Linked DNA regions of Homo sapiens: all the other regions are linked to region 1. A link is an interaction called in ENCODE POLR2A ChIA-PET data of the cell type or tissue named here. Cell type or tissue: GM12878. All regions are shown on one strand. Links, peaks and the distances in the headings refer to the core of each region. The heading gives the core; the rest is flanking DNA. Region 1 overlaps UNC13C (unc-13 homolog C). Region 2 overlaps UNC13C (unc-13 homolog C). Region 3 overlaps UNC13C (unc-13 homolog C).

Evidence for each region. Peaks named below come from ENCODE experiments on the same cell type or tissue, not always from the same donor. Only the 100,000 strongest peaks of a DNase experiment are listed, where the experiment ranks them.
Region 2: POLR2A ChIA-PET joins it to region 1 with 5 read pairs; 1 of 35 experiments calls an interaction of 5 or more read pairs at or near these places.
Region 3: POLR2A ChIA-PET joins it to region 1 with 8 read pairs; 1 of 35 experiments calls an interaction of 5 or more read pairs at or near these places.

The regions. Positions count from the first base shown.
Region 1 is chr15:54,577,139-54,588,362 of GRCh38, forward strand. The region is part of intron 30 of UNC13C (unc-13 homolog C); the gene reads left to right. Among named protein-coding and RNA genes, the nearest start is that of UNC13C, 600 kb to the left of the region's middle. RefSeq lists a silencer at 5,856-5,935. In GM12878, for the core only: no CTCF peak of the experiment used is centred there; DNase peaks (open chromatin) are centred at 5,311, 5,623 and 5,903.
Region 2 is chr15:54,341,993-54,353,216 of GRCh38, forward strand. All of the region lies in intron 17 of UNC13C (unc-13 homolog C), which reads left to right. Among named protein-coding and RNA genes, the nearest start is that of UNC13C, 370 kb to the left of the region's middle. In GM12878, for the core only: no CTCF peak of the experiment used is centred there; a DNase peak (open chromatin) is centred at 5,699.
Region 3 is chr15:54,477,586-54,488,809 of GRCh38, forward strand. The region is part of intron 19 of UNC13C (unc-13 homolog C); the gene reads left to right. Among named protein-coding and RNA genes, the nearest start is that of UNC13C, 500 kb to the left of the region's middle. In GM12878, for the core only: a CTCF peak has its summit at 4,404; a DNase peak (open chromatin) is centred at 4,437.

The DNA.
Region 1 (11,224 bases), core at 2,806-7,805:
TAAAAGTAAGTGCCATTGGAGAAATACAAAGGGGCATATAAAATTAGAAAGAGAGAAAAAGACTACTTTTTTTTGGCAAACTCTTGAAATCATGATGTTTTATTCAGTCTGTTACATGAAACTCAAAAACCGACCAGGAAAAAATGAAGTATGCCACTGTGCACAGTTTAGGTCACTGAAAGATCCATTTATCCTTTCATGTGACTTAGTTTTAGGAGCATTTGTCATATGCCAGGCTTTGTGCTAGGTAAATTACCATGAAAGTCTATGCCAAATATCTCCATTTGCCCCTCCTAATCTACTTTCCCCCACTCCGCAGGAGGCTGAGCTGTGTGGGTCACAGTCTTGAGCAGGCTTACTCCCTGTTTCCCAAGTGGTTCAGAGAGCAGGGAGCCCCTCCTAAAAGGGAAGACTACGTTCAGATATTCCTTCTCCAGGCTCCCTCTGGACAAGGTCCTCTCAGCCTGGCTCTGTCCTTTGACTGTAAGCTTCTCAATGTCTTTCCTAGAAAACTCTCTCTTTCCAGGTTCCAGTAACTCCTTCCTCCCCTCATGGTTTACCGATGAGGGCAGTTAGCAGTTCCACTTTCCCTTGTCATTTCCCTAGAGCCCAGCGAAACCCTCATAAAAAGTCTCTTCTCAAACCATCCTAAAATTCCTCAAATTCTGGTTTCCATCTGTTCACTATTTATACTCTGATACTTGAAAAATCTTTAGAGTTTTGCCAGGTTTTCTTCCATGGCAACTCCTTCATATGGGTCAAAGATTAACATGTTGAAATAAGCATTTCAAGTATCAGAATAATCCTCTTTGGAGTGAGAGAAAACATCAAATTTTGATGACTCCTTTGTCCAGAATGAACAAAAGAGCTTTCCACAGAAATATTTCCATTATAGTCTGGGCAGGACATCAAAATCCCGAATCCCACTTTCTCAGAATACAGTTTATTTGGCCCAGCATTTTATCTTTTCTGGAAATCTGAAATCAGATTAAGACAACTGGGAATCATTTGTAAAGTCACTTGTAAAGTTTAAGAGTTCTCACAGCATAGAATAAGCACATGTTTATTGCATGTGATGCTGTGGGGAAATTATCACTTTTAATGTACTGGCAGACTAAAATGTACATATTTTTAGCTCGGAATAGGTGTACTTCTAGTGTTTCTTTCATTTTTTGTCATGAATACTTGAAAGATTACATTTTTTTATCGCACTCACATTTTTAATCAACAACTGTATATATGATGCATTTCTTTATTTCTCAATTTGGTGAGAGCCAGATCTTATTCCAAGGTTATGCTGAATATCAGTGATTAGAATCCCTGTTTCCTGACTTCAAGTGTTCCCTGTTACTTGCCTCTCAAATACTAAGATTGGTTTAAATAATTATGAAGGTAACATACATATATTTTCAAAAGAAACAAAAGCACTTGACATTTGTTTACATCTAAAGTTACGTATAAAGTTTACCTATAAATAACCACTCACACTGCAGTTTACTACCATTTATAAGCACCTTCATGTATTTTCGTCACTTGAGTCTCAGAACAGCCCTCTAAAGTCAGACAGAGGGCCAGCACCATGGCTCACGCCTGTAATCCTAACACTTTGGGAGACCAAGGTGAAAACTGCTTGAGCAGGGAGAACTGCTTGAGGTCAGCAGTTCGAGACCAGCCTGGCCAACGTGGTGAAACTCCGTCTCTACTAAAATTACAAGAATTAGCCGAGCATGGTGAAGCTGGGACTACATGCCTGGCTCCTGGGTGCCCGTTTGTGACAGTCATCTCACCCAAGAGCAATGGATGTCACTGAAGTGATTTAAGCAAGAGTGCAACATGGGTAATAGACTGAAGGGAGACAAGACAGGAGCAGACAGACAAGTTCCAGCCTCCAGTAAAAATCCAGGTGAGACATGGCATGGGGCTTGGATGGTGGAATAGTGACAAAGAAATATGGGCAGACTCATGATGTAGTTCGGCAGTAAAATAGGCAAGTGTTAGTGAAATAAATCTTAAGTTAATAAAAGTTAGGATATAAAATTTCTTCTACAGGATTCCAAAATAAAGCAACAATTACTTCTGTGTGATGAAAGTGTGGTTGATTTTTTTTCTCTGCCTGCTTATGGTTTTCTGTACTTTCAAATGATCCCAACATGTCTAGATATTTATTTTTGAATTATAATTTTATTTAAAAATATAAAAAATATACTTTCTTATGCAAAGTACAATAGTTTAATTGATTGCCAAGGTGCAGTTTATTCAAAGTGGTAGATTTTGAAGTCTTTTAAGGCCTTGGATTTAAATCTGAGCTGGAATAAACAGCCCAGTTAAACTTTCTCTTGGCCGGGCATGGTGGCTCATGCCTGTAATCCCAGCACTGTAGGAGGCCGAGGCAGGCAGATCACGAGGTCAGGAGATCGAGACCTTCCAGCTAACACAGTGAAACCTCGTCTCTACTAAAAATACAAAAAAAATTAGCCAGGCATGGTGGCACGCACCTGCAGTCCCAGCTACTTGGGATGCTAAGGCAGAAGAATGGCTTGAACCTGGAAGGCAGAGGTTGCAGTGAGCCGAGATCACGCCACTGCACTCCAGCCTGGGCGACAGAGCAAGACTCTGTCTCAAAAAAGAAAAAAACAAGAAAAACTTTAGGATTTAAAGAATCTTATAATTGCTTTGTGAGTAGCACAATCGCCTGGAGTGGGACCCACATGTTATTGTATAATGCACCGATTAAAATTAAGTGCCGAGTTAATGATAAAGCAGGTATTTTGAAAATTGTGTAATACCTTTTTGTTAGGGGTAGCTATGATACTTTTTAATATTTTTGTTACTGCTGTTTGTTTTGTTTTAGGTCTGGTTAGAAAGTAAAACAGAGGTTAGAATAAGTTGTCTGGGAATCTTGTGGAAATACTGACATGTCAGAAAATTACTCTTCAAATCACTGAGTCAAGAAAGCAAAATGCAATACAATTTCTCTGGACCCACTGAGCCACCACGCCTGTTTTTGTTCACTGAGAACAGGTTTGGTGACCAATGGGGTCAGTGGCGTTAATTGGAAACTGCAGACTACTGCCTCACAACCTGCACGTGTCCTTCACAGCTGATTTCTGAGCGAAGATGGGACATTTTCTCCTACAGTTATCCTTTGGCACTGGAAGTTAAGCCTTGTTATTACGTGTTTAATCTATCTTAGAATAAGGAATATAAGGTATGTTAAATGGCATAAAAATAGTAAACCTAAATCTTTAAAGGTTGGAAGCCAACCTTGTACAAACCTCTGGTGTAAAACTCTCTGCTTATTTATGGAAGAAAGGCAAGAAATGCGAAAACAGGTGAATGGAGAGCTATACAGGCATGGCCCAAGCATGTGCTCTGGTTCTGCCTGGCTGCAAGACCTGGGATAAGTCACTTATCCTCTCTAAGCCTCAATTTTGTCATCTGTAAAAATGGAAAGCATAATAATTCATACCGTGTGGAGTTGCTGGGAGAACTACAAGTGATAATACCCATGAAACACTTTGCACATAGAAATCCCCATAAATGTTCATCATTCTTATGGCATCCTCATCATCATTAGATGTGCTCTGTCTCAGAGGTGACTCTTTCGTTTACAAAACATTAAGAGAGACCCCTCAGGATGCAGCTCCCTAAGCAAGTAAGCCAGTAATCACGTGTTCCTCTGTGAGCTGTACCTCCACATTCCTAAGAGGCTCTTGGAGTGACTGAGAGATCTGTGACACCTGAATGATTCACACCTGCAGTTTCTAGGAACCCCTTCTCCATACACTCCATGGTTGTCAAATAATCATATATTTATTGAACCTGTACTGTGCACAAAGCACTGTGCTAGGTATGTGACACCAGGGATAGATTCTTTGCTCCAAGAAGCTCATGATGAAGATAAAACAACTGTATGAAGAGAAAAAAGAATCATCCAGGGTAGTTTATGCTAGATGCCAGATGAATCTAAAGATAAAGAGTAGAGGCTTTCAGAAGGGGAGAGATGACTGTGATGGGAGAGTTGGGAGCCTTCGGGGAAGATGTATGGTTCAAAGTGGGTTTTCAAGAAGATGTGGGTCTCAAGTAAAGAAAGGAGAAAAGTAGGCATGTCAGAAAGACACAGAGATCAAAGCGACAAGAAGACCAATCAGAGTGGAGTAGAAAGGTGCTCTCAAAGTATAGTCCCAGAACAGCAGCCTCAGGATTACCTGCTCAGGCTGTCATAACAAAATACAAAGACTGAGTGGCTTAAACACAAAAACTTATTTTCCAGTTCTGAAGGCTGGGAAGTCCAAGATCAATGTGCCACCAATTCCATTTCTGATGAGGGCTCTCCTCCTGGCTTGCAGACAGCCTTCTACTTGCTGTGTCTTCACATGGCTGAGAGAGAGATCCTAAGTTCTCTGGTGTCTCATTTTATAAGGACACTAATCCCATCAGGCCAGGGCCCCACCCTATTACCTCATTTAACCTTAGTTATTTCCTTAGAGGCTTCATCTCTAAATACAGCCACACTGGGGATTAGGACTTCAACAAACGAATTTGGGGGAGATACCAACATTCTATCTATAGCACATGGAAACTTTTCAGAAGTGCTAAATTTTGGGCTTTACCCTGAAACTACTGAGTCAGAAACTCTAGGAGTCGGGCTCAAATATCTCTTTTAATCAGCCTTTTTGGTGCTGCTGAGTTTGAGAACCACTAAAGAGTCAATAGGGCAAGTGAATGGAGGGGAGATGAAAGAAGTAGATTGTCATCAGAACTTGGAGAATTTTGAGGCTCAAGAATGTGGAGGCTGGTCTTAGTCAGTGGGAGACCTAGAAGGAGAGGAGGTCATACAGGTTAGTGTAAACCATTTATTTTGCCATCTGTTTGTGGGAGAAAGGGGAGGAAGGAAAGGAGGAGAGAAGGAAAGAAGGAAGGAATTAAGAGAAAGGGAAGGAAGGAGAGAGGGAGGGAATGAGGACGGGAAAGAAGAAGGCCTTTTGGAAAACAGTTTCATAGTTCAGGTGTTCACATTCTAAGTATAGTAATAGCAGGAATGGAGAAAAGGGATGAAGATGATAAATATTATTAAAATCTACAGGTCATGCCAGGGTCAAGCAAGCAAAGGAGAAAGGGGAATTAGGTAACTTGTAGATCTGTGCAACCTACCACTGACGAAAGTGTGGAAGCTTAGACAGGGAGCTGATTTGAGGCACAAATTCAGTTTTATTTATTTGTGCTGATATTAACAGGAGGACATCTAAGTGACTATGTCTACTAAGATATGAGATATAGTTAAGAGAGTAGTCAGTTCTGCAGCTAAATTCAGGAGGTGATTCTTGAATCCTGTGCAGCCTTTGCAAGTTCTGAGGAAGGGCGCACAGTGAGAGAGGATAAACGAAGTCACAGAGAAAGCCACTATTTCAAGGAAAGCAAAGGCCCAGAATGAGGGTGAAGATGAGGGCAGAGTAAATATCAATGATATTTAAACATTTTTGCTGGTTAGCTCCTCAAAAGGCCTCTCAGTCTGAGCTCTGCAGAAGGGACGTGTTTGCAAGTCACTGTGAGTCCCCTGGGTAAATCAGTGTGCCTATGAACTGGGCCAACTAGCCAAAACTGTGAATTATGACGACCACCACTACTGTTAGCCTGACTCCTTGTTAAACAGGATAATGGTTTTCAGTACCAGCTGAAACAATTTTAAAATGTTGACCATTTATATTACTTAAGTAATGTGCTACCATTTATAAGTAATATAAATGTTGGCCATTTATATTACTTAAGTAATGTGCTACTGAAACTCTAAGGGGGTTTCTGTAACGGTAAACTGACAGTTCTCTAATGCAGTTCAGCATCACCTGTCGGGCTTGTTTGACCACAGATTGCTCGGTTACACTCAGAGTTTCTTATTCAGTGGGTCTGGGTGGGGTCTGAGAATTTGCATTTATAATAAGCTCTCAGGCACAACTGATGGTGCTGGTTTAGGAACCACAATTTGAGAACCGTTGTTAAGCCTCACGCCACACCATTCCTATCATGAGAGCCACCTGTAGCTAATTCAGGGTAACTTGTTGACTGCAAACTATAACCATAGGCAGTTTCTTTAGCAATATAAACCTCTAGATAAAAGAAACACTCAAAAATCAGAATAGGAACATATAGAGTCAATGAAAACTATTTTTTTTCCAAATGAGAGCATGTGTTTTACAGCCTCAAAAGAATATTTTCATGTAGACTGCACTAAAATAACAAGATAAACCTGAAACTAAAGCTTAAAAAGGCCTTTATGAAACAAAAACAGTTTCACACCTGAGGTAAAGGGCTACATATGTCCCTCGATTTTTTCTCATATCTTAGCTTTCATTTAAATGACATTGCCATTTTACATATAATAGAAGAACCTAGAAATTTGATTCCTGCTTATTAGGGCAAACCAAAGGGGTTATTTCCAATTATTTTCAGTTCAGTTTTTCTTCACGTATAATAGAAATGATTTAAAAGCCAGGTTTTGTTGGAAACTGCCATAAATGTGGTTAATAGTTGCTGCCTCAGCATCCATTTTCAGGCCTGACCTAAGTTGTCTGAAGCCCAGTCTCACTGTATCACCTCTGGTCTGGGTAACACTTCCCCTCCCTGAGTGGTTGTTTGTAATGCGGCCCATTTGCTCTTCATCGCACTGACCCAGAACCCACACATCACACAGCTGCTGACCATGATCAAACCTAACGGCCAACACCAGAGTCCTGTGAATAAGTCCTGCTTCCTACTTGTTCTCTTAAATCAGCCTAAGCCACACCCCCACGGGAAAGCCCCAGGACAAAGCTCCAGGCCCTAACTGTGCTCTCTGGCTCCCCGTGGCCTCCAGACTTCCCCTCGGGCTCCTGCCGCTCTCTGGACCTCTCTGGGATGTGTAAGTAAGAGATTTCTTCTGTTCCTGCGTTTTGGTTTCACCTCCTCCTTGTGCCTCACCTGACTGACACCCTAGAACCTACCTTTCCCCTTGGCCAGGGCTCTCCTGGAGATTGGCTGGTTTCTGGCCCCCTCCAAAGAGAGACCTGAAGACCAAATTAGGAACCTAAATATATAAATCGCAACAGAAAGTTTGGTTGTTTACTGACAATATATATTTATACTGTAAAATGTGTTTATGATTTAGAACACACTAGACCTATTCTAGCTCTAAATTGCATTGCTATCTTGTAGTATGCAGTTATGCCTCGTTTCATTTCATTTTCCAACTGAAGTCATTTTATTCCCTCAGTTTATAAATACCTCGAATTCTTTAGCCGAAAAGGCAAGGTAACTTGATAGAGCATCCCCCTTTGTGACCATAACCTCCAGTGCAGAACAAATTAAACGTGCAAAACTGTGAGTGCCATGTCCTACATTGTTAAAGAAAATGATGTTGAAAGGCAGTGAAAGTCCTTATGAAGAAATTCAAAAGAGTAAAAGAATAGACAGATGAACTGGAAATGGAAGAAGTCAGTTTTTCTTTCCTTTAGGAGTAAGCCAATTTGGAAACTAGCTGGTAAGTGTTACAGTCCATTTACATGACAGGCATTCTTCGTATTCACTAAGAAAACATTATGGTACAAATGTTCACTGTGCAGAGCACACCTGTAATATTTCATCTGGTCCTCTCAGTGACCCTATAAGGAAAATGAAACATTTTCAGATGAGACCGGGCTTCAGGGTGAAATTAGGTGACGGGTGAGACTTATATAGAGAGTAAGTGGTGGAACTGGATTCAAATCCAAATTCTTCCAACTGTAAGCACAGGGCATTTTCCACTAATCAGCCCACTAACCAAAGAAACCTAATTTTTCCAAACATTTAAAGTGATGCTATGGCCATTTGAGTAAAACCAATTTTGGCCTATACTTTTGATTCCCCATCACCAGACTACCATTGGTTATCCGATATGGGCAGCAGAATTAAGAGGTAATGAAGTCTAATAGAACCTCTCATTATTTGTGTGGATGCAGTAGTAACAGAGATGGTGATATAGTTTGAACGTTTGGCCCCTCCAAATCTCATGTTGAAATGTGATCCTCAGTGTTGGAGGTAGGGCCTGCTGGCAGGTGTTTGGGTCACGGGGCAGATCCTTCATGAATGGCTTGGTACCCTCCTCATGGTAATGGCTGAGTTCTTGATGTATTCATTCACTGAGATCTGGTTGTTAAAGAGTGTGGTACTGCCCCCGTGTCTCTCTTGCTTCCTCTCTCACCATGTTAGGTGCCAGCTCCCCCTTTGCTTTCTGCCATGATTGTAATCTACCTTAGGCCTCAAAAGAAGCAGATGCTGGTGCTGTGCTTCTTGGGCAGTCTGCACAACTATGAGTCAAATAACCCTCTTTTCTTTATAAATTACCCAGCCTCAGGTATTCGTTTATAGCAATCCAAAATGGACTAATACAGATGGGGACATGTAGGTATTAATTTAACAGATGCTTATATATTGCCTGTATTCTCACTGGGACTGGGAAGTGTTAGAGAAATATAAATGAAAACATAATCTCCTCCTAACCCGGAAAACTTCTCCACAAAGGTAGAAGAGAAAGAACACAGTTTTATTGAGTAAGCATTAAACCAGAGTGAGATGCACGTCTCAGGAAATCAGCTAAGAAATTGCAAAGACAGAAAAAAATCTCACCTCTTAATATAACAAGCAGATATAACCTTTTATATACAAATTCTCAAGGTAAACAATAACTTGTCCTCAAGGGGACTTTACAGCACCATTTGTCAAACAACTTTCATCCTAAATTCCCTTAGTAATTGGGGTAACCGTCTGTGTTAGACAATTGGCTTTATCCAAAGCAAAAATAAATTTCTCATATCTTTATAAAAGGGGGTTGTCTTGCAACTTGGAGTAAGATACCTGCTGAAATTACCCTCCTAGCCTCCTACAGAACCTGATAAATAGAGCTGTTATCTTCCTTGATAATTTTCAAAGTGATGATTCCCTGGTCTTTGAGAACAGTATCCTTGGGTCTTAAAACTAGCAAAAGACTAAGTTAGCTTTTAAAAATTTTTGTATATGTTTCAAAATGACAAAGAGGTACAAGCTTTCTAAAGTAAATACCCTAAGAAAAGGATGTTTCTTTCCTTACTTTTAACATGGAGAACATATTAGTCATATATTCCTTATAGGCTTCTTAACAAAATACTACAGATTGGGTAACTTAAACAAGAGATATTTATTCCCTCACAGTTTTCAAGGCTGAAAGCCCAAGATGAAGGTGCCAGTGGGCTTGGTTTTTGGTGAGATTGCTCTTCCTATCTTGCAGACAGTTACCTTTTCATTCTGTTCTCATGGCCTTTTCCCCGTGCACAGGGAAAGAGATCTCTGGTATCTCTTCCTCCTCTTAAAAGGACACCAGTTCTATCATATTGGAGCCCCATCCTTGTCACCTCATCTAACCTTAATTAACTTTTTAAAGGCCCTTTCTTCCAATAAAGTCACATTGGAGGGTGGGGCTTTTACAAACAAATTTAGGGGGAGACAAAATTCAGTCCATAACAAAGAGTTGAGCTTCTTATTTTTAGTTGGCATTTGCCCTTACAGGAATAACAAGCCAGGCTAAGTCCTTGTCATCATGCAGATGCAAGTAATGCAAGTTGCAAGTAATAATCAAGGAAATAAACAGTGATGAGTGAAGGCCCTTGGCTTAAGGATAAGAAGAAACCAGCCAGCTCCTGGTTAGCCAGGGAGTAAATCGTTGCATTCCTGATAATTTGGAAAGGAAAGAGCTAGAAAAGTAAATTTATGGAAGCAGGATCATCCAGATAATCAATGATATAACTAAGCTGTACAGACTGTTAGGCCATCAATCAATATTTACCAAATTCCACTTACACATTCATTTATTCATATACTCAACATTTAATCACCCCTAGATTCATTTTATGTACCAATATGGCTGAAAACTACCCAGATAATGTTTTTCCTTCCATCACTTACTACCACCATAGATTTTATGAAATTATTAATTAGGTTTCAACTTAGATTTCAATTTCAAACTGTTGTGTCATGTTGATTTTACACAAATACTTATAAGGTGAAATGACAGAATTTTATGAAATTATTAGGTTTCAACTTAGATTTCAATTTCAAACTGTTGTGTCATGTTGATTTTACACAAATACGAGGTGAAATGACAGAATTCTCCTCCTACCAGGACAGTTCACAAAACCCGTGAAACATTTATATGACTGAAGCTTCTTCATATGTGCTCAGAGTCTATTGTAAGGAAACAGTTATCTGCATGTCTTCCCAGTTTTTAAAAACCACCACCAACTAATTCATATAATAGAACTCACTCAAAATAACTCAAAGACAGTCTGGACAAAATAGAGATATGATAGTTTAAAAGATAATGTAGTCGTATAACTTCCACATATAGATAGTAAACTCACAACTAAGGAGTTTGGGACCAGCCTTCAGGACCTCAGTACTCCACTCTTCTAATGTATGGTCATTCTGTTGGTAGAGTGGATTTTCATCACTGGAGGCAGATGTTACACTGCTCCTCCCCTCTGGCAATCAGACTTGGAGGAAGGCAAGTGAAGGCCAGGTGAGAATGAGCCTCCACCCACCTCCCCATGCCCAGCCAACTCTCTGATTCTCTACCTTGTGCATCTCCTCTCTACACAAACAGCAAACATCTTTTTACTTTATTCAGTCAAATAAAAGGTAGACCTCTTCATGTAAGATACTGACATGTTCAATAATAAAATATTTGAAGTTAAGTTAGATACATTTTAATGACTAATTGAGTCATATTTTTAAGAAATAATTATTCACTGTGCATTTGTTATGCCAAGTTTCAGATGAGACTAACATTGGCCCTGGGCACAATGCATGGGTGAATCATTTTAGTCTCAGGAAGATGGGTTTTGTATGGTGTTCTGTATTAGGCATAATCACAAGGTAGATTGGAGAGTCCTAGATAAGATGATAGAGAATGGGTAGGACACCCTTCCCCTGACCAGCAGACTGCTGGTTGCATGGTGAAGCTCTTTGTTAACCTTGGCTTCTGCCTCTCTAGCTTCCCATATGGTTCATTAATAGCAATGGGGCACAACCCATTATCTGCTGAAATGCAACAGAAATGCTGATACATTTTCAATTTATTTCCTGAAGTAAATTGAACTTTCCCCTTAAATATGGTCACATTATTAATTACTTTAAATCTCAGCTCTGCCACTTACTACGTGTAACATTAAGTAATTTAACT
Region 2 (11,224 bases), core at 2,685-7,684, 240 kb before region 1:
TAGTATTTCGCTTTGTATTTCCCAATCCCATCCTACTCCTTTTTTGTCCATTGGAGATGGACACTATTCTAATATTGGTGTGTTTGAACGTATTTTCACATATGATCAATGAACGCTTGAGTTTTATGTTCTGTGAATTGCCTGTCAATCTTTTGTGTGTGTTTCTCTTGGTTTTCTTGTCTGTTACTTATTAATTTATAGAAAAATCTAAAAATATTGTGGATACTAATCCTTTTTTGGTTATATGGATTTCATAGATTATTTCCCTCTTGATGACACATCTTTTTGTTATATTGAAGTTTTCTAATGCATACTATGACATATATAGCTATTACTTCTATAAAATTGGATTTTACAAATGTAGTCTAGCTTGGGCAACCTGGGCAACATAGCAAGACCCTATCTCTACAATTTTTTTTTTAATTAGCTGTGTATGGTGGTATGTGTCTATAGTCACACCTACTTAGGAGGTTAAGGTGGTTAGAGTGAGTCCAGGAATTGGAAGTTAGAGTGATCTATGATTGCTCCACTGCATTCCAGCCTTGGTGACACAGCAAGACCCTATCTCTATTTAAAAAAAAAAAATGTGTCTATCACCTGTCCTTTCAGGAAGAGTGCACTTGGTCCACTAGATATTAAAAATTGTGTAATTATCCATGAAACATTCTGTTTACTTGGGAGAGGCAAATTCTAGAAAGCAATGTTAGATGAAGGCAAGTAAGACTCTTCCAAACTGGATTTTTAGCTAGGTTTCATATAGTATATTTCTGGGGTCACTGTTTTTTGTTTTTGTTTTTGTTTTTTTTGTTTTGCTTTATAAGAAAACAAATTAAGCTGAGTTTGGCATTGCATAAGCAAAACAATATATAACCACATACTTGTTCATAACTTTAGCTTATCAACTCTGTTAGATATGCTTAGTTTTAAAACTTGGTCCTCCAGGATTTCTAGGAGCTAAATTGGTGCTCACTTGTACTTTCCCATGAGTAGTTTTCTAATGACTTTTCTTTGTCTAATCTCTACTTTCCATCTTCCTCCCATAGGGCTCTTTCAATTCTTTTACATTTTTCAACATCATTATCTTTATTTTACCTAAAGGCTAAGATTGAAACTTTTTATTGTACCATGTAATTACCCATGCATAACTTTTTTTTTTTTTTTGACAGAGTTTTGCTCTGTCACCCAGACTGGAGCGCAGTGGCGCAATCTCGGCTCACTGCAAACTCCGCCTCTTGGGTTCAAGTGATTCTCCTGCCTCAGCCTCCTGAGTAGCTGGGATTACAGAGGCCCACCACCACGCCTGGCTTATTTTGTATTTTTAGTAGAGACAGGGTTTCACCACGTTAGCCAGGCTGGGCTCGAACTCCTGACCTCAGGGGATCCACCTGCCTCAGCCTCCCAAAGTGCTGCGATTACAGGCGTGAGCCACCGCGCCTGGCCCCATGCATAACTTTATAATCAATCTTACCAGACTTTACCAGGTTCAGTTTCCTACTCCTCACACTCCTGAACCAAACTGCTCTGCTCTCATGAGCCCTAAATTTTATAATTTCCATGAATCAGCCATCCTTTTTCACATCCTTGCATTTATGCATCCTGTTCTATATGCCTGAAGAAATTCTCCCTCCTTCCCTGCTTTCATCAAAATCCAGCTCAAATATGATCTTTGTCAAAGAAAAAATTATTCATTACACCCATTAAAGAATGGTAAGGCAGACTATTCAAAGAGTACTATTACAATAGTTACACAGGAAGGCTACCCCAATAGGATTTTATAGTAGAAAAGAGAAATTGGGCTCAACTATGAATACCACAAGGAAAAGTGGGAATTTATAGCCAAGGAGCTGAGTTAAGGGGAGGGGCTTACTGGATAGAAATTACTAAGAGTTAACATTTGGGGTAAGGGGGGGTCCTGGCTAACAGATCTGATGGGATTCTTGCTGAAGGCAGACCAGGGTGATCAAATATCACCAGAAGCATTGTAGAGGAAGGAAACCTGATCAGATACCAAAGTGTGATCATATATCAAAAATGAAAAATTCTGGCTAAACTGAGAAGATTCTTGCTAAATTGGACAATGCAGAAACTAACATGGAAGTTCGAAAGTTGGGGCCTGGTTAAAAAGAGAGCTCAGAAGAGTTTGATCAAAGTTTGGTCAAAGAGAGAATCTTTATCATTTCCTCATCTACTAATTAATACTCAGTGGATTAATTAAGCTGCCAAAGTGAAGTGGCATACCTTACTTGATGTCTTTCTAATACATAAATAATAACAACAACAATGATAAACGAACAGTTTATTTCTGTAAGAGAGCTTCGTAGGTAGTTCCCATAAAGCAAACGTGCCCCTAACAAAAAGTAAATGAATTATGTCACATCAAAATAATCTAATATAGCTTAATATTTTATGACTTGGCTTTCAGAAAAGATAATTATATAATTTTCTTACTGGTTTTATTTTTAGGTAGATAGATCTTAGATTTTATGCGAAATTTTGTCAATGTAGGGAATGCTTGGGGCTAAGCTTTAAATCTTGGAAAAATACTTTTTCATCAACATTGTTATTATTTGAAATTCTAAAGGAAGCATCCATTGGAGCTGAATTATTTAGGGGGTTAATGCTCTCTCGAGCCCTTTTGAAGCCATCTAGGAATACTTCATATGATTAAGGCTTATCTCCCCTCAGTTGGCTGCAACTCCATGCTCCTAAGAGCTCAAGTTAAGACCTTTTTGTCTTATAGCATACGTCTCACCTGTCTTCAAATTCTAATTATTTAGTTCAAAATTAAATACCTTCATTTCAAAATATATCCAGAATCAGACCACTTTTCACCAGATCCATGCTTCTACCCTGGCTCAAAACCATAATCATTGTTCACTTGGATTACTACATAACTTCCTAAGAGAGCTCAATGTGTCTACCCCATCATCTTATGTCTGTTCTCAACAGAGCAGCCAGAATTATTTTTTAAAAAAGGAAGTCAGATTATATCACTCTTCTGCATAGAATGTTTTAAGGCCCTTCATTTAAGTTAAATTCAAAGTCCTACAAAACTCCACATGATCTGGCCTATGTTACGCTTCTCACCCCTCTTACTCTAATGCTGTCCCCTTGCACATGTCACCATGTGACTGGAGAGCCAATGAAGAGTTGATGTGCAGGGAAGTAATGTGAGCAATGCTTTACCCCTGCTTTTTATGACAGAGACAGAACTTAGGACAGTGCCGAGTAGGTGTTCACAAAAGCATTTGTTTAATGAACTGAATACATAAATAAACTGATTTTTCTCCAGTAATACAGTAAGAAATTATAGGTATATTTCACCTATTATAAACAAGATTGAATGAAGTGCCCTATTCTGTGGTAGACTCTCAGTGCTTGCCTAAAGCCTCTTGCACTTACTCTGGGTCATGTGGCAGGATCCCAGATGAAGAGATATGGGAAAAGTAAATGAAGGCCACTTCTAGTCCCAACCCATAAAAACATCTTGTCACCTGCAGTGCAATAACCTGGAAGGATACATATTGCAGATGGCATAGCTACCAGGTGGTGAAGGGCTGCCTAGTCAGCCTCGGACTTTGGGTGTTTAAGAAATAACCTTTTATTGCATTAACTCACGGATATTTGGATATTTATTTGTTACCATAGCACAATCTGGCTTATTTTGACTAATAGAACTTCAGTTACTTTTCCAACCTGCCACCCCACTATATATTTAAAATATATCCATGTTTACGTGACTATCCTATTTATAACTCTGGACCAGCTCCCCATTTACTCAGAGGATGAAGTCCAGACTCTCCCATTATCCACAGTGCCTCTAAGGTCTAAGCCTTGATTATCACTCCTGACTTCAACATCATCTCCACATTGCATTCCATGATTCAGTACATTAAACTCCATGGTGACTTTGCCTGCCTTATATTTACCTGCCTGGAGCGGGCATCCCTTCTCCAAACTTCCCTCCAAACAGCTAACCGCAGCTCAGCTAACTTTTTCTTCAGAAAGCCTTTATACCTCTTCTAGCTGGATTTGGTGTTTCGGTTCTCTATTCTCATAATACCCTGACATGTCACCACCACTGCACTTATCACGGTGAATTTATCAGGTGCATCATGTGATATCAGTTAGACCTGTCTTCCCGGCTAAACCGTGAGTTTCATCTTTGTATTCCCAGTGCCTGGTGGTATACCTGACTCTGAGTAGGGTTGATAAACGAAGTAATTATCTAATAAAAATAACATTTAAAGAAAAAGGCAGTGCCTTAGTTACTTATTTGTAGTATCCTTCAGTGACTCTACATTAAAACCTATGGTAAGGAACATAATCTCTGATATTAAAACCCCTGAGTTCAAATTACAGCTCTACTTTTCAGCATTGTGGACTTTGTTAAGCTATTTAGCCTCTTCATGTCTGGTTTCTTCATCATATTCATGCTACTTCTGTTTTCTTTGAATCTTCTCCAGATAATATGATGCCTTGCCTGAAACAAGAAATTAAGAATTCCAGCACTATTAGACACAGTACAGTCTGATTATTTAAATGTGGAATCATACTTTCTCCCTCCAGAGGGATTTTGAAGAACCATATAAAAATAAAATGCTTAGAATAAGAAAGGAAAATCGATTTGATAGAAAAGTAGAGACAGCTGCAGTTAGAACAAGATAGAAGTGTGGTCTCCGGAGGCTGGCTCTGCACTCGGTAGGTGGTATTTTCCTTGGCTGAATTGCCAGGCTCCGCATCTGCACTTCAGTTTAGCTTAGGAACTCCAATGTGTCAGTGTAGACAGAGGTCACTGGACTCACAGAGAGGTACACAAAAGATCAATCTATAAACTGGATAGATATCTATCCAGCAGATACCTAATCAGCCCTATTATATGCCAGGCACTGGTGTAGGCTCTTAGGACATATCAGAGAACAAACGATAGTTTCTTTAAAATAAAAAATAAAATTTCAAACAGATTGAAAGTGTTTTAGTTTATACTCTCCCAGGTGAACATCTATGTGAAAATAAAACCTGTAATCCGAAGGTTATTTTAGGAACCTGGAACAAGAGCAGGATGAATTAGCTGGATAATATTAATAGTGATTATTGCTAGCATGAACACATCCATTTTAATAAAATCTACATAAAGAGACCCCCTAATTGTGGAATGAGGAGGATAGATAAGACTTTCTTTTTAAATGTGTTTTAAAAGAATTATGCTGAGCTAATGTCAGCATTAACTCAGTTCCGTGGAAACCACTCAGCGAAAGAACTTTTCTGTTGAACAATGAAAACCTTTATTAACTGATTTTACAGTCTCCCTCCACACCTACCCTGAGATCAAAACTTGTTTACACAGAGATCATCCACAAGAAGATGTCAAAAACCAATAAAACCTTTCTGCCTAAGATTCTGCTATTTTAAATTTATATATTTTGGTAAATTTTAAGTTGTTTATTGAATGACTACCTAAGAAAATTGTATTAAGATATGCCTTAACTAAAACACATGTACACTTTTAGTTCTGAAGCACACTTAGGGACTTTTTAAAATCTTATTTTGAATCTGATTAGAAGGTTTGTAACTAAAAACAGGAACAAACGAAAGTTCTTGACATTCATGTGATGATTTCTTTTGAAAATCATTTCTCCAAATGACTGTGTTTTGCTATAAGGCAGCATGAGTGATACAGATAGATGAATGCAGAGGAAAATGTGCTACCTACAAGTGGGAGTTGTATGTAAAATCAGTAGAAACATATTTCTCTCTTTATTGACTTTTGGATACATACACACACACATGCACATATATGCTTAGTCTCTTTGTTTCCCTCCCAAGTCAAATTCTCTCACTTCTTATCTCAAAGGAAATCTCTGTTATGAATTTCTTATTAGCTTTGATGAACATAGTTTCATCTTTGTGTACATTTATTACATATATCTATTATTTGTGATACAGTCTTTATCTCTATCAACCTGTGATATAATACATTTTAGAAATAGGTAATACAGTATTATTGTTGTATATACTAATTCTAGAACCAGATTGTCTAAATGTAATGATTCTTCTATAATTTTTAAAGCTCAATATTAATTTTTGAGAGCTATCTATGCTGATTCATGTATGTACAGTTTGTTGATTTTTACAACTGCCTACAGCATGTACAGCAATTTACACATCAATTCCGATTTTTCACAATTACAGATAAGGCTGCAATGAATATCTTTGTAGTAGGTGTGTAAAAAATTCGGTATGGTCTCTTAAAGGAGAAGGGAATATCCTCCTTTCCTCTACTTTTTCCCTTCCGCTAGACAGAATGTGGACCTGATTTTGAGCCATCTTGTACCATGTGGACAGAAGCACCCTTTACTTTTCACATGCATTAAAATACCTTTTGTCTGATACCCATGGTAACATTGAGTTTAGTGAAAACAGAAACTCTATTTATCTTAATATTGAATTTGTAGCATATAACACTGTGCAGAGATCAATTAATGCTTACTAAATGAAAATTCTATCAAAAAACATCTCTTTGTATTAGACGGAATGTGATATGTATACCACAATTTTGGCCACGTTATCCTCTGAAAATTCTTTGAGAGAGAAAATATCACCGTAGAATAGTCTAAAGGGGCAACTTACCTGAATTTAAATGTGGAAAATTTCAGAACGTCCATGCTTGTTTTGTGGATGTATCTTTCTCAGTTATTTTAACCCAAAAAGTTGATTTAGCAATTTGTCTTTTTCCCTTTCTTTTGGTTTTGCTCTAGCCAATTTCTAAATAATTCAGCAATGAAAGAAAAGTTAAAATGTGCCCTGAAATGTACATGTAGAAAAATATCCAATTCTGTAACTCTTAATTTGAAACATGATTTAAATAGTAATCATTACAAAACTGGCTATAATATGTCCCTGACTTTTCTTAGATATTTTTCCAGCAATGTACTTTCTTATGTAATCATTGGCATTAGTTAGGGAATGATGTTTATTCTGAAAGATAGGTGTTTTTTACCACCTTATGTGCTCCTTGTCTTAGTTCTAAATCTGAGTAAATATAAGCATAACTTAGAGTTAATATGTTTATAATTTGATATATACAAATATATCAAATTATAATTTATAAAATATTTATATTTTATAAATATATAAAATATCATTTGATATTATATAAAATGTATAGAATAAATGTTATGAAAAGAAAATTTCTTTTTAAATGCCAGCTTCATGACTAGTATATAAAATTTTACTTGTAACAAGAAATTGTTCAAAATGAGTAGTATATTGCCATGTCTTATGTATTTTAAAGAAGAAAAATATATGAAAATTCAGAGCCTGAAAAATGACTAGCCAGTTATGCTTCTATCACTATATGCTTTAATTTTCATAACAAGGTAAATAAAGTAAAAAATGAAACCATAATAAATTCTGAAAATATCAATAACATACATAGTATGTTGTATTAGTAAAACTAGTGAAATTTTGATTCTAAAACTGAATTATGACAATACATGAAAAAAATTATAACCTCACGTTGTTAATAAACATTGATGAGAAAAGTCTAAGTAAAATATTAAATATTAAAGAACATGACTTGGTCAAGTAATTTCATCTCATGAATGCAAAAATGGTTCAACAATACCAAAAAAAGATCAATTATAAATTTAATGGTGATATGGGACATTGGAACCTTCATGCACTTTCAGTTGGCAAGTAAGCCGGGAGCCAGTAATCTAACTCTGGGTACATATTTTCACAAAGTTCACCAAGGGCATGTTTACTAGGATATTCAATATAGCATTGTTTGTGAGACTGAGGAGATGGAGGCAACCCAGGTATCTTTCACAGAAAAATAGATCCATAAAATGTAGTGGGTACATATCATGGAATATTGTGGGGCACTTAGGAAAATGGGTTAGATGTCTACATAGTAACATGGATAAAAAGTAAAAACAGTGATAAGTGGAAAACAAGGGAAGAAACATAATGTTGTATATTAGCACAATAATATTTTCCTTTTTTTTTTTTGAGACGGAGTCTCACTGTGTCGCCCAGGCTGGAGTGAGTGCAGTGGCACGAACTGGGCTCACTGCAAGCTCCGCCTCCTGGCTTCACGCCAGTCTCCTGTCTCAGCCTCCCAAGTAACTGGGACTACAGGCGCCCGACACCACTCCCGGCTAATTTTTGTATTTTTAGTACTGACGGGGTTTCACCGTGTTAGCCAGGATGGTCTTGATCTCCTGACCTCGTGATCCGCCTGCCTCGGCCTCCCAAAGTGCTGGGATTACAGGCGTGAGACCCCACGCCTGGCCTATTTTTCTAAAATTTAGATAAATACACAAAACAATAATAAACATTTTACAAGACTGAAAAAAATAGGCAAACACCAAACTCAGTATGTGGTCTTATGTAAGTCAAAAGGACATGAAATTGTAGAATGGTAATTAGAAAGAAATAGAAAGATAAGGATGACGGATGGAATGAATCGGCAGGCAGACAGGAAACTTGCATGATCTAAATTCTTAAACAAGGTTCTAACCTCTCCTCCAACTCAAAGAAAAAAAGAGTAAGTCTAAAGGTCTGCAGTAAAATATGCTATATTTGTGGTATCTCTGGAGTCAATTACCTAAACTTTGTATAACTTTTCAATTGATATGAATTTAGCATCTAACAAGTATAAAACTCAGATTTAATGTTGACTCTTTCTGCCCCACGTGGCCATACACGAAATTGAAATGGCGACCTCTGAAATTGTGTCGTGTTATAGCCATAAAACTGCTGTAGTGGAGTCAAGAGGTATAATCAATATTGTGTCATGTGATTTTTATTTTAATGTGTTCCTTCTTCAGAAACTTTCATTCTTTAAAGATGGTTTTCCTTCACAAATGGTGATAGGAAAAAATGAATTCATCTACAATGTGCTTCTTTATATTATAATACTATCAAGTAAGTTGTTTGGAACATATAATATTTCACTGAAGACTATAGTTTGAGTTATTTCACTTAAAATTTTTCTATTTTTCACATTGTGACTTTGTATAATAGTTACCCAGGAAATTGATGAGTCTTGAATCTGTTAGTTTTAAAATATAGTTGTTGATTGGGATGGGACATTTTAGTAAGTCAAATTACTCCAAGCTCCTGAAAAGTCCAGTAAACATAATAAATTGGAAACATAATTTTTTTTTACAATTGTTTGACTCTAGTATTTCCCAAATTTCCTGCTGCTAAAGGGTTCTTGGCTACTTCAGAAAATACAGGATATCCAGTGAAGTGCGCAGGAATCTGTATTTTTTAACAAGTTAGTAGAATGATACGTGACATTAAGCAACTATTCCATTAAATAGAACTTTGTCACTATGGATTCTGATATTCTATTTACTTTTTAGTTTTTCTTTTTAGTAAGTATCTAGAGAAAAACTTGCACTGAAAATTAAACTGTGAAAAGAACTACAGTATGTAAAAAATCTGTTTAAGAACTGTTTTTGCCTAATAGTCTGTATTATTTCCCAAGGCTTGCGCTCCTCTTCCCCAGCTTCCCAGAAGTTACACAGTTCTTTATATAATTCCTTTTAAAGAGAAGAAAATGGTAGATGTTACTTGTATTACTGAATCCTTGGTAAAACAATACAGCAATTAAGATCAACACGGAGGCAGTATGGTGGAGTATATTATAAAACCCTCCAGTGTAGGAATTTTATCTCTCTTGCTCACCAATGCATTTTTTATATCCAACCTAACGCTTCACATATACTAGGCATTCCATAAATAGTGGATATAATAGTTGCCATTTTTATTTATAATACATGTGAATCAAAACCATAAGATTTTAATTTTAATTTTAGTTTTACAACTCAACTAATTATAACAAATTAACAAATCACTCAGTAGCCACTGTTTTCTCATCTCTAAAATAATGCAATATCTTTTGTCTCTACTTCAGAGGTAGTAGAACTCTGATTCTAAAATCAGGAGGTGTTTACACTTAGGGAAGCATCTAGTGAATTAGAAAGTAGTGTAGAAACATAAGTAATTAAAAGAGAGAAATATACAGAGATAGAATTAAAGTTAAAATATCATTTACTCAGTGATTTCATTGAAATCTTGGGGTGAAAGTTAAATATGAAATTTTAAAGCAAGAGGTCAGGAACTCTAATCCATCTAAAATTCTCTCTATATGGTTAAGTTTAATGCATTTTTAATTGCTATTTTCAGCCTTCCAGGAAATACTGATGTAGTTATTCTCATAGTTTTGATTTTGTTTATATATTGTGATTATACAAATATATAACACATATATACATTTATATAATTATATTTATATAATTAATATATATTTTATATAAATATAATTATATAAATGTATATATATATATAGAGAGAGAGAGAGTGAGTCAGGTTATCCTCTCTGAAGAATATTATTGGTCATAATTGTTTAATTCATCACCAGCAACAAAATCATGTGAATAAAATGGTGTTGCATTAATGAAATGGTATCTAATGTGCTGATTAGACATAGTCTCTTTTATTAAAAGTCTCATATTTTGTAGCATGTTTCTTCTAAAGTTCCTGATTCGTCAGAACAGTGTCAAACAGAAGGCATAAAACAAAAATACAGCAATTAATTATGCTAAATTCTAGAATATATATGTATTTTTGCTATCACTCATAAGTGGTGTCTATATATAATCTCTGATAGATGGCTAGCAAAGACAGACTAGATTGTAATAATCCAGTAATCCAATTTCCCCTTGCTCTCTCCAGAACAAGTTAATGGATAATGGAATCTCACCAGGAAATGAATTGGTCCCTTTCTTTATTTCCATGATGCGTTTTATTTTCCTTAAATATGCTATATGGCTCTCTATAGAGGTGTTCAATTTTGTTACCATTCCTTAAAATATCTTATTGAAAATGCAGTTTATGTATCCTGTTTTATTGATTTTTACAATTTTATCTATTGAAAAATTCTATCTTTGAGACGTTCTTCTTTGGCAATGGTGAAAATGGCCAAGAGGAAGCATTCAAAATTATGCAGGAAGATTAGTTTTGAGCTTTCTGTCTCATACAGGAAAAAGGATTTAAATGTAATTCATTTATTCACATATATACAATAAATAAAATTTGTTGACTTCTTGTTGTGTACCAAACACTAAGAATAAGAGAAATTTCAGTGAACAAGACAAACACAGTCAGTATCCTCATGGGACTCTAGCCAGAGAGGTAGACATTAAAAAAA
Region 3 (11,224 bases), core at 2,149-7,148, 100 kb before region 1:
GTTCTGTTTATATGCTGGATTACATTTATTGATTTGCGTATATTGAACCAGCCTTGAATCCCAGGGATGAAGCCCACTTGATCATGGTGGATAAGCTTTTTGATGTGCTACTGGATTCGCTTTGCCAGTATTTTATTGAGGATTTTTGCATCAATGTTCATCAAGGATATTGGTCTAAAATTCTCTTTTTTGGTTGTGTCTCTGCCCGGCTTTGGTATCAGGATGATGCTGGCCTCATAAAATGAGTTAAGGAGGAGTCCCTCTTTTTCTATTGATTGGAATAGTTTCAGAAGGAATGGTACCAGTTCCTCCTTGTACCTCTGGTAGAATTCGGCTGTGAATCCATCTGGTCCTGGACTCTTTTTGGTTGGTAAGCTGTTGATTATTGCCACAATTTCAGATCCTGTTATTGGTCTATTCAGAGATTCATCTTATTCCTGGTTTAGTCTTGGGAGAGTGTATGTGTCGAGGAATTTATCCGTGTCTTCTAGATTTTCTAGTTTATTTGCGTAGAGGTGTTTGTAGTATTCTCTGATGGTAGTTTGTATTTCTGTGGGATTGGTGGTGATATCCCCTTTATCATTTTTTATTGCATCTATTTGATTCTTCTCTCTTTTTTTCTTTATTAGTCTTGCTAGTGGTCTATCAATTTTGTTGATCCTTTCAAAAAACCAGCTCCTGGATTCATTAATTTTTTGAAGATTTTTTTTTTGTCTCTATTTCCTTCTGTTCTGCTCTGATTTTAGTTATTTCTTGCCTTCTGCTAGCTTTTGAATTTGTTTGTTCTTGCTTTTCTAGTCCTTTTAATTGTGATATTAGGGTGTCAATTTTGGATATTTCCTGCTTTCTCTTGTGGGCATTTAGTGCTATAAATTTCCCTCTACACACTACTTTGAATGTGTCTCAGGGATTCTGGTATGTTGTGTCTTTGTTCTCATTGGTTTCAAAGAACATCTTTATTTCTGCCTTCATTTCATTATGTACCCAGTAGTCATTCAGGAGCAGGTTGTTCAGTTTCCATGTAGTTGAGCAGTTTTGAGTGAGTTTCTTAATCCTGAGTTCTAGTTTGATTGCACTGTGGTCTGAGAGACAGTTTGTTATAATTTCTGTTCTTTTTCATTTGCTGAGGAGAGCTTTACTTCCAACTATGTGGTCAATTTTGGAATAGGTGTGGTGTGGTGCTGAAAAAAATGTATATTCTGTTGATTTGGGGTGGAGAGTTCTGTAGATGTCTATTAGGTCCGCTTGGTGCAGAGCTGAGTTCAATTCCTGAGTATCCTTGTTAACTTTCTGTCTTGTTGATCTGTCTAATGTTGACAGTGGGGTGTTAAAGTCTCCCATTATTAATGTGTGGGAGTCTAAGTCTCTTTGTAGGTCATTCAGGACTTGCTTTATGAATCTGGGTGCTCCTGTATTGGGTGCATATATATGGGATATCCAGCTCTCCTGGCACCATTATTGAAGAGGGTATCTGTTCACCAAGGTGTGTTCGTGGTGCCTTTGTAAAAATTCAGTTGGCTATAAATCCTTGAATATATATGCTGTCCAGTGCTTCAAGTGCTCTGCAGTGCTTCAATAATCACGGGGATTATTGAAATCCCCGACTATTATTTTATGGGGGTCTCTCTCTCTCTTTAGCTCTAAGAATATTTGCTTTATATATCTGGGTGCTTTGGTATTGGGTGCATATATATTTATGATTGATATATCATCTTGGTAAATTGATCCCTTGATTATTATATAATGTTCTTCTTTTTCTCTTTTTCTGTTTTTAATGTAAAGTCTCTTTTGTCTGCTATTAGTTATTCCTGCATGCTTTTGATTTCCATTTTTGTGGAATAATTTTTTAATTCCTTCACATTCAGTCTATATGTATCTTTACAGGTGGAGTAAATTTCTTTTAGGCAGCATACAGTCAGATTTTTTTAAATCCATTTAACCTGTTTACATCTTTTAATCAGAAATTTAAAACAGTTTGCATTCCAGGTTATCATTGTTAGGTGATAACTTACTCCTGTCATTTTGTTATTTGTTTTCTGATTGTTTCATATATCCGTTTTTCTTTATTCATCTTTTATTGTTTGCCTTTACAATTTTTTGGGTTTTCAAAGTGATAATGTTGGATTCCTTTTAGTTTTTTTTTCTGTATGCACTCTACTAGTAAATTTTATACTTTTTTGTTTTCATTATGGTAGATATCATCTTTTCACTTCCAAATATAGGGATTCCTTAAGCATTTCTTGTAAGGCCTGTGTAGTGGTGATGAATTCCTTCTGTTTTTGTTTGTCTGGGAAAGAATTTACTTGCCTTTCAGATTCGAATAGTAGCTTTGCTGGGTATAGTATTTTTTATTGGCAGTTTTTTGTTGTTGCTGTTTGTTTGTTTTTCTTTTGCACTTGGGATATTTCATCCTATTCTCTCCTGGCCTGTAAGCTTTCTGCTGAGAAGCTACTGTTGGTTTGATGGAGACTCCCTTATATGTGAGTTGACTTTTTCCTTACTGTTTGGAGAATTCTTTCTTTGTATTTGACTTTTGGCAGTTTGATGATAATATTCCTTGGAGGAAGCTTTTGGATTGAATCTGTTGGAAGATCTGTGAGCTTCCTGTATTTGAATGTCCATATTTATTGTAAGACTTAAGAAGCCTTCATTTAGCTCTGCTGTGGTCTTTATTATTTATTTATTATTTAAGCTATTATATTTAATAATATAAAATGGTTTTCTATTCCATTGGCTTTCTTCTCACCCTCTGGGACACTGAAGTTTTGAATATTTTGTCACTTTATAATGTTTCATGTGTTACATAGGCTTCGTTCATTCTTTTTTTACTCTTTTTTTTTTTTTTAGTTTTGTCTGGCTGGGTTATCTCAAAAGACCTGTCTTCAGGTTTATAAATTCTTCACTCTGCTTGACCTTCTCTATTGTTGAAGTTCTCAATTATGTTTTTTCATTCATTAAATATTTAGTTCCATGATTTTTTCTTTATAATGATGTTTATCTCTTTGTTGAATTTCTTATTCAGATTATGAATTTTCTAATTCATTCGTATTGTTTATCTGGGTTCTCTTGCTCTGTGTTTCTTTAGTATTACCATTTTTAATTAATTTTTAAGTATTTCATATATTTCCTTTTCTATGAAATTTGTTACTAGAGAATTATCGTGTTGCTTTGCAGGTGTCATGTTTCCTTGCTTTCTCTTATTTCTTGGGTTCTTGCATTTACTATCTGCACACCTGGTGTAACAGTCACTTTTTCTAATTTTATCAATTAGCTTTTATAGGGAAAGCCTTTTTCCTATAGTCACATGTAAGGAAATCAGATTAGCAGCAGATTTCTCAGCAGAGGGGATGTCAGCAGGGCTTCAGGGATCTATAGATGCACTAGCTGTAGGGTCTCAGGGTACAATGTATTCTCATGAGGACTTGGCTCTCAAAACCTATGTAACTATAGTATTGGTTTGGTAGGATGCTTTGGTTTTGTTTCTGGCAGGGCATAGTAGTGTGTTCTCTGTACCATTCCTTTGGCTGTAATCAGTATCATTAATGTCTTGGAGTTCCTCTGTGGTTTAAGCTGCCGTTATTAGTGGAGGCTATGGCAATGCATTGCTGTGGATGGGATGCTAGGCATGCTGGTCCTCAGGTGCCAGTGGTGGTGGCGTCAGTATGCATAACATTGGCAGTGGCAGTAGTGGTGGTGAGCCAACCCTCAGGCCCATGAGTGGTGCATGCTGGAGCCAGCAGTGGCAGTGCAGGACTGGGCAGGCCAGTCCCTGACCCCTGAGAAACACACTTGGGTGCAGACTGCAAGAAAGAAATTGGCCTTTCCTAATGCTCCTGGATGACATGCACATGCTACAGTGGGGGACAGGGTGAGCTGATCTTCAGGGTCTTGGAAGGTGTGTGTGTGTGTACCTGCAGTCGGCAGGTGGGTTGGATCAGTCCCCAGGTCCAGGATGATACATGCAAGTACTGGTTGCAGCAGCAGTGGCTTTCAGGGCGCAATATAGTCTGGTGAGGCTGGGCTCTCAAAATAGCAGAATGCTGCAGCTGCTTGGGTTTTGGGGGGTTTATGGGACAAGGATGGGCCTGTCTTTGGGTCCCTGGATGCTGTATGCAAGCACCAGTGGTGGTGGGCAGGACACAGAATCCAGAGGACATGAAAAGTTGCTGCATCTGTGGTGTGTAGAGCAGCCCTGTCCTCATGTCTCCTGATGGTGCATGGGGATGCCAGCAGTGGCAGGCAGGATGGACCAATCCCCAGGCCTCCAGATGACCTGTGTGGGTATAGGCAGCAGTGGTGATGTGCAGGACAAATCTCTCCTCAGGTCCCAGGATGACATGTGGATGGGCCCATAACCAAGGCCCTTGAAGGCACTTGCAGGTGTGTGGCAGCATTGCTCCTGTGAGGGGCAGGGTTGCTCTGCATGGCAGTGGTCCTAGGCAGGTGGCTCTCAAGCCCTGGGGAATATACACTTTGTCTCGCTTTTTTCTCATGGCAGCCTCTCTGGTGTGCTTTACCACATGTTCCCTGGGGTGTAAGGCACTGCATGGGCTAGAGTAGTGGAAACTCAGCTGCACTGCCGTGTCCAGCTAGTGTCATGATACTGCAGTCCTCGGGAAGGACATAGGGGGATGTCAGCAGAGCTTCAGTAACGTAAATGCAGGAGCTTTTAGCCCTCTGGGCACAGGATAGTCCAGTGAGGCCTGGGCTCTCAAAATAGCACAATATTGCTGCTGTTTGGGTCTTGGAGGGGTTACAGGACCCAGCGTGAACTCCTTCTTTGAATTAATCCAATCAAGTGAACTCGCAGCAGCTCCTATTCCAGTCTCAGGGCCTGTGAGAGCCAAAGGGTTCTCCTGTGTTAGGAATGTAGGAGCGGGCGGTGGGAATTTAAACCACTGGGGATCTTTTGTTCACCTTTTTCCCACAATGGGAGGTTCCTCCTGACTCTGAGCTGATCCTGAGGGGCCAGCTACTTCACTTCTCTCTCCTTCCTCGCCTCAGAAGTTCTCTGTCTCTTCCCTGCTGAATTCCACTGTTCTCTCCCAGATGCTGTATTCCACATGTGGTTACCTACTTGGTGTTTAGGTCCCTCTGTGTGGAGGAGGCAAGTGCCAGGTACCTCTAGTTTACCCATCTTGAAGTCTCCTGCACATTTAAAATGTTGATATATATTGCCAATTTTTCCCTAATGGGAAAAGCAGTGTATATTTTACTTTTTGTCAGTCTGACAAATATCTCATTAAATTGTCATTTCTTTAAATATGAACATAGTTATACATTTTTCACATGTCTAAAGGCCATTGTAAATGAGAATTTCTTATCCTCTAACTTTTTAATGAACTAGTTTATTAATTGTTATTAATTTATAAAAATCATTTGAATATTAAGAAAATTTAACTATTTGTCAGAAGTGCTCTAAACATTTAGGTAGCTTTTAACATTATCCAATTTAAATTTTACAGTGAATATTAATTTTCTAATATAGTGAATACTAGAGCTGCAACTCCGTCATAATTTGTAATCTTATTCTCTAAGTGTCTTTTCTTCTTATGGCTTTGTTTTCTTATTTCATAGAAAATAAGACATCATCTTACCACTTTGCATGCTTTTAAATTAAATTTATCTTCTGCTCTTCAGCTGGTTTTTCAGAGATCTGTGTTAACCTTGGTGACAGTGTCTGTCAACATAGGCCAGCCAGGTCACCTGCATTATATTCATCTGAATGCTTATATTCACCTGAATGCTTATTCCAGACTTACCAAATCTCTGAGAGTAGGGGTCAGGAATCTGCATTTTAACAAGCTCAGACTAAGGTTTGTGAACTACTCTAAATAATCCAGATGATTATTTAGAACAATTTTTCTTTGTTTTTAATTTCTTTTCATGAGAATTACGCTGTTTTCTTTTCTTTTCTTTTCTTTTTTTTGAGATGGAGTCTCACTTTGTTACCAGGCTGGAGTGCAGTGGCGCGATCTCAGCTCACTGCAACGTCCACCTCCCGGCTTCAAGCCATTCACCTGCCTCAGCCTCCCAAGTAGCTGGGATTACAGGTGCGTGCCACCATGCCCAGCTAATTTTTATATTTTTGGTAGAAATGGAGTTTCACCCCGTCTGCCTCTGCCTCCCAGGGTGCTGGGATGACTGTCATGAGCCACTGCGCCCAGCCCTGTTTTCTTCACATTACTTATTTTCTGTCTTTGCCATTGCATAGGATGTTAAGGTTATTTTAATTGTGAGAAACACTCTCCCTACAATGCAAAATGCCACTGGCATTTCTTTGTCTCCCTCTCACCTTTTTACCTACCTTTTACCAACAGAAACACACATATTCACGGAACATACACAAACACACACAGTACATACACACACACACATGCACACTCACACACTTCCTGGCTAGTTATCTTCTGGAAGTGGTCTTCCATACCTTTCATACATTGAATTATTTGTTGCAGGGTTGGGAAGGATTATGAATCAGAACTCTGGCTTCCCTGAAAAAAAAAAACCAGCATCTAGGAAGCTGATGATTAGCTACACAGTTTTCTCTTATATGCATTCATACCTGGCAAGCAACTGGAGGTGAGGAAGAGATGAACAGCAAGAGTCAGGATTATAGTGGGAGACATGGTCTTAGGTGCTCAAACACATCTGAATGGGTCATTGTATTGCAGTTTTATAAATCCAGTTGTTTTGAAAATTTCCCCTAGGTCCTAGCCATGGTTATTGATTGGTTTTACTTTTTAGCGAGCATGGAAGTATTCATAATTTTCTGTGTTCACTTATGCGTTTTCAGTGTAAAATTGAGACATGATACATTAGGAACTCCTATCCAGATGTTATTTTAAAACCATGAGCTGAATTGAACATGTCAGAACTAAAATGGCATACAGAGAAAGGAAATTTAGACTTATTAAACAAATACATTATCAGTAAAGTAAGTAAATAACTATTCCTGCCAATAATACATTTTAAATTGATCAAATATTTAGGATGTTTTTACTTCCTGTCAAAATATAAACTAAGTGAACATGTTTTCACTTTATCTTCATGACCTATCACTTGGGCCCATCTCCTTAGTAAATAATAAGGAGATGAAGGCAAATTCAGAAAAGCTAAGGAAAAAAGAGCTTAGTTGAAATCTACCAAAAAGAGAAATTCCTACAGTTTGTTTTTGTATGCTGTAAATCATTGATAGAAATCAATTTCCTCCCACAAAAAAGGATCTCAATTACAGGTTACATTTAAATAAGTAATGAGAAAATGTACCATAAATTTCAAGAGGTAAAATCCACAAAGATTTGAGTGTTTTAATAAAAAACTATAAGTAATGATTTTGTAATAAAAGTTATAAGATTCTGAGACATACTTGAAACTGATTATTTATGAGTGGTTAATTTGAACTATTATGGATGAATTTTTTTTTTGTTTTATCAACAATTCTTAGCAAAAAAATTTACTGACACAATCAGGGCCTTTTATTTTAATACAGAAAAAAAAATGAGTAAGATGCAGCAGTGACTTTTCCCCATTGGAAGCTATAAACCAGCAAAGCTGTAGGCCAAGTCCAATGTTGATTAGTCTGATTGATGATCCACTTCATTCCCAGTAAGACCTAGAAGAAAATGAAGAAATGGAAATGGCAAAGAAACTGGATACAATCTTTACATTCTTTCATCCATTTATCTATTCATCTATTCATCCATCTATGGTTCTAAGCAAACAAGATTGAGCAAGGATACAAAATTTCAATAAGTTACCATTTCTGGTCTCAGGTTATTTAGTAGGAAAGAGGTGAGAGGTAAGGCTATGTAGTGGAAAGACACAGAACCAAGATTAGACTTCATGCCTCACCGCTTCTACCACAATCATCACTGCTACCACCCAAGTGTCCAAGCTGCCCTGTCCCTTGTTCTACTGCAGTAGCCTTCTGCATCTCCTTCTGCCTCCACTTTCTCATCCCTGTCTTCTGTTCACCAGATAGCAACCGAAGTCATGTTTTACAGATGTAAATCAGACCAAAATCATGCAGTTTTATTCCATAACTCTTAGAGGAAAATGTCTCAGTCATGGGTTACAAGATCCTATGTGACCTAGTCCGGGTTTCTCTCTGAACCCAGATCTCAACACTCCCCTGAACTCACTTTGCTTCAGTCACACTGGCCTCCTTGCATCTCTTTGAGCTTGTCAAGCACACTTTTTTGCTTGAGGGCCATTTCACTGTCTGTATTCTCCACCAGGAATGCTCTTCCAGAAGATGGCTCTGTGGTTTGCTTTTTGACTTCATTCAGTTCTGCTCTCTTGTCATCTCATGAGCCACCTTCCGTGAGCACCCTATCAAAAAAGGCACTCCAGGCCCACTTCCTCCCCTTACATTACATTATATATTTTTTTTCCAGAACACATACCTCACATTATACTTCACATTATATTGAATGGCATTTATTGTCTGCCACTTGTCACTATATTATAAGCTCCATGATGGCAGGGACACCGTGTCTTTTTCTTTGCTGTATTTCCTGTATAGAAAATAGTACCCAGTGGCCGGGCATGGTGGCTCATGCCCATAATCCCAGCACTTTGGGAAGCTGAGGTGGCCGCATCACTTGAGGTTAGGAGTTTGAGACCAACCTGGTCAACGTGGTGAAAACCCAGATCTATTAAAACACACACACACACACACACACACACACACACACACACAATATCAGTGTGGTGGCGGGCGCTTGTAATCCTAGCTGCTCCAGAGGCTGAAGCAGGCGAATCACTTGAACCCCCAGGAGGTGGAGGCTGCAGTGAGCCAAGATCACGCCACTGCACTACAGCTAGGGTGACAGAGCAAGACTCCATCTCAAAGAAAAAAAAAAAAAGAAAAAGAAAAGAAAAGAAAAAAGAACATAGCACCTGGTTCATAGTAGAATAGTCAATAAATATATGTTGTATAAAGGAATGAAATCCACATTTTAGTCCTTAGTTCTAATTCTCACAGATATACTTTGTACTATATTTATTTATAGGATTATGGGTAAATATGCAAAGTAAGTGAAACTTATCTTTTTTAATACACTTAGTCAATGATTTGTCAATTAATGCCAAGAGCTTTGGACACCTATCTTTTATCATTATGATCCAGCCTGTTGGCTGTCTCTTTTTTAAAAATACCCTTTCTCTTTCCATCCCATTCTTTTTCTTTATAACTATCCATCTCTATTTCCAACATCAGATTATGTGGATCTACCTGTATACTGCTTCCTAATTTTTCAGGTCTATGGCTTGGACAAGTCATGCAGCATTCTTCCAAGTCATATCATGGAGTGACTCTTCCTCTAAACATGCCAGTATGGCTTTAGATCTAGACCAGAACTAGATATAAGCCAAGATTCAAGTAGGTCAATCAGAGAGTATATCTAAGAGGAATGTCCAACTGGAACATACCTCATAGATCAAGGCCAGAATTCTAAGTGGATCAATCAGAGAGTATATCTATGAGGAATGTCCAACCAGAACATACTCATAGATCTAGGCCAGAATTCTACGTAGATCAATCAGAGAGTGTATCTATGAGGTATGTCCAACCTCACATCATTCCTGGTTTAATGAACCCAGGGATCCTGGATTCATTCCGGGTTTCTGCTGAGGAATTGTTTGTGACTATGAGCAGAACTACCAACTGCTACTCCTCTCAAGAATAAAGCTTCCTTTGGCATGAGTTTCAGTGGTCATAAAGTAAGGCACTATTTCTTTAATTTTCTTTGCTTTTTTTCCTGGTATTTTGCTAAGATTTAATAACAGAAATGTGTCATGAAAGAAACTTCTATATCTTTTTTCTTACCCTACAAAAATTAACTATATTTGTTCCTCCAAAGTCATTGATTCTAAAGAAAGTTTATTACCATAATGGCCAGGCACAGTGGCTCACACCTGTAATCCCAGCACTGTGGGAGGCTAAGGCGAGTGGATTACTTGAGGTCAGGAGTTTGGGACCAGCCTGGCCAACATAATGAAACACCATCTCTACTAGCAATACAAAAGTTAGCCAGGTGTAGTGACACTCACCTGTAATCTCAATGACTTGGTAGGCTGAGGCAGGATAATTGCTTGACCTCAGGAGGTGGAGGTTGCCATGAGCCAAGATTGTGCCACTGCACTCCAGCCTGGGCAACAGAGCAAGATTCCATCTCAAAAAAAAAAAAAAAAAAAAAAAGACAGAGAGAGAGAAAAGAAATTTGATTACCATAATTTACAATTGTGACTAATCTTTCCTTTTTTCCTATTTTCCTCTCTAGAGGATTCACATTGGTCCAGATGATTTTTCCTGACATATTACGTATAGTCATTTATTTTTTCATTTTTATTACTCTAACCTTTAACCTTGTTAACACTATAGCTTACTTTTGGCAGCCAGGATTTTGATGATTTCTTGCCTCCAAAGATATCCCAACATTATAAGATCTTTATAAAGTTTCTCTAAAATGGAAAATGGCAACTCATCCTACCTTATTTTTTCAACTTCTAATTACATGGCTTACCATTCTTAGCATATAAAAAAGAACTCATGATCCCATCTAAATATTGTTAATGTGAAGTTATAATTACCTTGGAAATGCTTACGTGTGTTTTGTATCTATCATAGTCTGTCATAGTTTAGAACCAACGTTTCCTGGTGATAAAATTTTGTGTTTGTGAGCACACAATAGCTAGTAAAACATTATACATACTGAGTCCTAATACAGGCTTTTTATTTCATATTGTTTCCAGACCATTCATATTACCACCTATTAGAGCTAGAGCAGTCTGCCAAACATGGAGAGGGATAATTAAAATAGTCTTAATGAAATTATATGTTACAAACTATAGGATAAAGCAGTGTTTATGCAATAAAATGATGTCACAAAGTAAGGACTGAAAAACAACACTGTGATGATAGCAGCAAATTTTCCTTTGGCATGAGAATAGGTCAAGAATATACCATTCCTATTATGTAAACCAAAACATAATTGTACACTATACAGAAAAAAACTCATGAATAAACACTGACTTTCTGAAGAAAATATATTATTTTCAAGTGAATGCTTGTAAGCACCATTTAAAGGAAAATAGTCACATTCTTCCCAATTGCCAAGCCTTTTCCTTGTACAGTTTTAATGAACCATTTTTATTCTGGTAGTAAAATATTCACATTTCTCATTGAAATTCAAAGATTAAATTTTGTACAAAATTATAC